Regions from separate parts of the Homo sapiens genome. Here region 2 is linked to region 1. A link is an interaction called in ENCODE POLR2A ChIA-PET data of the cell type or tissue named here. Cell type or tissue: OCI-LY7. All regions are shown on one strand. Region 1 overlaps ZZZ3 (zinc finger ZZ-type containing 3). Region 2 overlaps MIGA1 (mitoguardin 1).

Region 1 (2,500 bases):
ACAGTAGTTTTCCAGAATCCAAATAACCACCACAGACAAGAACTCTGAGGTTGTCAGTATCATCATGGAACTATAGATATCAAGTTTCTCTTATCTTCTCTTTCTCTTCTCCCCATTTCCTCTTCATACATTACATAGATTGTGAATGGTCCATTAAGTGAATGAAAGAACATTTCCTAGCCCTAAACACTACTGTTCACATCACTTTAATCCTATCAACAAATTAAACTGATGTTAAATGAACAGAAATTAAGAGCTAGAATACCATTAAACTTTCTTTCTCAGTTTTTTTTTTTTTTTTTTTTGAGATGGCGTCTCGCTCAGTTGCCCAGGCTGGAGTGAACAGGCGCAATCTCAGCTCACTGCAACCTCCGCCCCTCTGGGTTCAAGCGATTCTCCTGCCACAGCCTCCAGAGTAGCTGGAATTACAGGCACCCACCACCATACCTGGCTAATGTTTGTATTTTTAGTAGAGAGGGGGTTTGTCCATGTTGGCCAGGCTGGTCTTGAACTCCCAACCTCAGGCGATGCACCCACTTCAGCCTCCCAAAGAGCTACTATTACAGGCGTGAGCCACTGCGCCCCGGCCTCTCCGTTTCTTAAAAGTTTAAAAAGGTTTATAGATTAAAGTCTATAGGTTGGTTTTATTACTAAGAACTTCTAAAATGCACCAGCTGATTTAAAAAAAAAAGAAAAGAAAACTGTAATAGGCTGAAGGTGGGAATGACTTAAAACAGGTAAAAGAGATCATTTTGGTGTGACAGAAATGTTCTAAAACGGGATTGAGGTAATAGTTGCATGGCACTGTAATTTTACTAAAAAGCACTGAATTGTGCACTTAAAAAGAATTAATATGACTAACAAATTCCCCCAAAAAACCTATTAATATAATAAATATTGTGACCCCCCCCCCCCATATTACTCCCTTGAAATTAACACCAGCATTTAGGTCTATTATCAAGCAAATCTCCATGTTTTACTTGAATTAAACTCCAAAGCATAATTTTAGTACATGGGAGCCTCCAGATACTGAATTGCATTGTTGTCCTCTTTAATAAACCAGTACTGTCCTTGAACATACAACATGCAATTTTTTTTTTTTTGGGGGGGGGCAGAGTCTCGCTCTGTCACCCAGGCTGGAGTGCAATGGCATGATCTCGGTTCACTGCAACTTCCGCCTCCTGGGTTCAAGCGATTCTCCTGCCTCAGCCTCACCGAGTAGCTGGGACTACAGGCACACTCCAGCATGCCTGGCTAATTTTTTGTTTTAGTAGAGATGGGGTTTCGCCATGTTGACTGGGCTGGTCTCGAACTCCTGACCTCAGATGATCCGCCCACCTCGGCCTCTCAAAGTGCTGGGTTTACAGGCATGATGAGCCACTGCACCTGGCCTAGCATGCAAATTTTTACCAGAAACATTAACCAGTAAGAGCTGCCTTACTGAAATTACACACAAAAACAAAATCTATTAAGGCAACAAAGAGTTTGGATGGATAACAACACCTTGATGAACAGACTTATATGAAAGTTATCAGAATCAAACTGGAGTAGTAGTAGTGTTTGTTCTGTTTTTTTTTAAACAAAACAAAACAAAAAAAAAACACCCTGACAAACAGCCAGGGAAGGCTATGAAGGAAGGGCTGTCATGCGGGTATGCATGATAAAAACTATCACAAAAGACTCTGCAAAAACTACAACCTTATACAAAACGTGAAACAAAAACAAGCCAGGTGCATGGTACATACACACCTATAATCCCAGCTACCCAAGAAGCAGGAAGATTGCTTGAACCCAGGAGTTTACATCTAGCCTGGGCAACACAGTAACACTGTTTTTTTGGGGGGGTGGTGGGGGTTGTTTTTTTTAAAAAAAAAAAAACTTCTGTGAGGACATCTGCCAGCAACTGCCGGTCCAACCTCAGAATGGAGGCACTTTATTGACCCTTGTAGCCAAGAATAATTATCTCAAAATAATTATGAAATCCTCCTCATTTTTCCTTTAAAAACTTTGGTCTTCTTTTACCTCCCTGTATATGCACATGGTTTACTGTAACAACAGAATTCCCACTGCAAAGCCCTATTCCCAAATAAACATTATTTTCTTTTAGAAAGCCTGTTATTTAGGTAGACAAGATCAAAGTATTCAAACCACAGCTATTTCCACTTCTGATTGTTCTGATGAATATGAGACTTGAAAGAAAATTCAAATGTCACTGTAAAATGTGATACCAAAAAAATTCATTAGAATATAATCTATGGCACTGAAACAAGGAAGGACATACATGCACACAAACAGTACTGAAGATACATATGAAGATAGCACCTCAAACTCCAAAACTCCACAGTTTGAGTGCTTAGGTTCAAATCCCAAACCCTCCATTTAGCACCTGTGTGACACCGAGCAAGATATGAAACCCCTCTGCTTTGATTTGCTTATTTATAGAATGAGGGTTACAGTAACCCTCTGTATAAGGTTGTAGGGAGTACTAATGATAATGAAT
Region 2 (2,500 bases), 150 kb after region 1:
GTGATCCACCCACCTTGGCCTCCCAAAGTGCTGGGATTACAGGGGTGAACCACTGCGCCTGGCCTATTCTTTATTTTTTTGAGAGAGAGGGTCTGGCTGTGTTGCCCAGGCTGGAGTGCAGTGGCTCGATCTTGACGCAGTACAACCTCTGCCTCCTGGGCTCAAGCGATCCTCTCACCTTAGCCTCCCAAGTAGCTGGGACTACAGGCACTTGCCACCATACCTGGCTAATTTTTATTTTGGGTAGAGGTGAGGTTTTGCCGTGTTACCCAGGCTGGTCTCAAACTCCTTGGCTCAAATGATCCACCCAACTCGGCCTTCCATACTGCCTGGATTACAGGTATGAGCCACTGTGCCCAGTCACACAGTCCATTCTCTTAATCACCATGCTGTATTGACTTACCACTTATAGGACAGACGTCTTCCTTGAATGGGAGGATTAACTGTGAACTTTTTGTGGACAAAGTATGCCTATACCCAAAATTCCCTGTAGGAAAGGTCAGCTTAGAGCAGGCAGCCTGGAAATTCCACAGCTGACAGAGTAAGGAGACTTTTATTTCTGGTGGTGGTATGCTTTTGTGTAGATCTTTTTTTTTTTTTTTTTTAATTTTTCTTCCTCTATACTCATGTGGTGATCTGTAGTTAGCTCATGTGTCTTTCTTCCTTTCTCAGGCTTTCTAGGCAGATTTCACACATTTTGTAGAAAGAAATTGTCAAGGTTTAATCCAAGAACAAAAGAGGCAAGCTATGTGAGACAGAGGGCCTGACTGTGACCCTGAACTTAGTGTAGTGCTAATGAGTTACTCTGACGGATTATCCTACATCTGTATAATAACTAAAAGTACAGACTGTGGATGCAGACTAACTGGGTTCAACTCCTGACATTTCCATTTATCTGTGTGATTATAAAACCTGTCTAAGCCTTGGCTTCCTCTTCTGAAAAATTAACATATAGAGTACCAATTTTATAAACTGAGGATTAAATGAAAGTTCTAGGAACAGGGTAACAATGTGTATTGGCTCGGAATTTGGAACTTCTCTAGGACACTCAGGAAGACCATCATTTTACCTCTAGAATCTTAGGCTGTCGTTTTTGTTGTTGTTGTTGTTCTTATTCTACCTTTCTGATCCTGTATTTGCCAATTTCAAGACGTTCTTTAAAATTTCTGGTCCACTGATATCCTATTCATGTTTTCCAGTGATGCTATACTTTACTCCATTAAAAAAAATTTCTTCTGTCCTTCTCAATGGGCCTTTGGGAGGAAAGAGAAGTACCTTCTTGAACTAGAAGGTAATTTGCCTACCATGTTGAACTATAAATTCTGGACATTAGGCCAGGCATGGTGGCTCATGCCTGTAATCCCAGCACTTTGGGAGGCTGAGGCAGGTGGCTCACCTGAGGTCAGGAGTTCAAGACCAGCCTGGCCAACCTGGTGAAACCTCGTCTCTACTAAAAATACAAAAATTAGCTGGGTGTGGTGGCGGATGCCTGTAATCCCAGCTACTTGGGAGGCTGAGGCAGGAGAATCACCTGAAGCTGGGAGGTGGAGGTTGCAGGGAGCCAAGATTGTGCCATTGCACTCCAGACTGGGCGACAAAGTGAGACTCCGTCTTAAAAAAAAAAAAAAGATAATAAATTCTGGACATTATAATAATAGAGTCTAAGGTTTACATTGGCTTTTGGTGAACTTATGGTTAACTAAAATTTCTAAGTTCTTTGTTATTGTTAGTTTCTTACCATTAAGCCACATCTTCCCTCATTTATTCCTGTGCAGTTGTTCTTTTGGACCAAGGGTATAGGTACTGTATTTATTATTCTTACTAAATTGTTAGTTCTGAGTCATCATTCTGAATTGTTAAATAGTTTTAGATTTTTTTTTTTTTTTTTGAGATGGAATTTCGCTCTTGTTGCGCAGGCTGGAGAACAATGGTACGATCTCATCTCAGCTCACCGCAATCTCTGCCTCCTGGGTTCAAGCGATTCTCTTGCCTCAGCCTCCTGAGTAGTTGGGATTACAGGCATGCACCACCATGCCTGGCTAATTTTGTATTTTTAGTAGAGACAGGGTTTCTCCATGTTGGTCAGGTTGCTCTTGAGCTCCCACCTCAGGTGATCCGCCCGCCTCCGCCCCCCAAAGTGCTGGGATTACAGTTGTGAGCCACCGCGCCTGGCCAAATAGTTTTAGATTTTGATTTGACATCTAACGTATTAATTATTCTTCTCAACTTTGTATCATTCTCTAATTTGGTTAGTTTTGTATAGTTGGTAATGAGTGCTGTCATTGAAATCATTAATAAAAATTGCTAAAATGGATAGTGTCAGAGTCAGAGACCTGAGGCATGACACTGTCAAATTTCCTTAGGTCACAAATAATTATTAAGATACTTTGTAAGCTTCAGTTATTCAAGATGAATAAATTCTGGAGATCTAATGTATAGCATGGTGACAGTAGTTAATAATACTGTGTTGCATATTTGAAGTTTGCTAAAAGGCTAGAAC

What was found. ChIA-PET counts read pairs that join two places held together with the same protein. Peaks named below come from ENCODE experiments on the same cell type or tissue, not always from the same donor. Only the 100,000 strongest peaks of a DNase experiment are listed, where the experiment ranks them.
Region 2: POLR2A ChIA-PET joins it to region 1 with 13 read pairs; 2 of 35 experiments call an interaction of 5 or more read pairs at or near these places.

Annotation. Positions count from the first base shown.
Region 1 is chr1:77,669,170-77,671,669 of GRCh38, forward strand. The region is part of intron 1 of ZZZ3 (zinc finger ZZ-type containing 3); the gene reads right to left. Among named protein-coding and RNA genes, the nearest start is that of ZZZ3, 12 kb to the right of the region's middle. In OCI-LY7, no CTCF peak of the experiment used is centred here; a DNase peak (open chromatin) is centred at 1,392; H3K4me3 peaks cover 558 bases; H3K27ac peaks cover 1,147 bases.
Region 2 is chr1:77,819,520-77,822,019 of GRCh38, forward strand. The region is part of intron 7 of MIGA1 (mitoguardin 1); the gene reads left to right. Among named protein-coding and RNA genes, the nearest start is that of MIGA1, 41 kb to the left of the region's middle. In OCI-LY7, no CTCF peak of the experiment used is centred here; no DNase peak of the experiment used is centred here.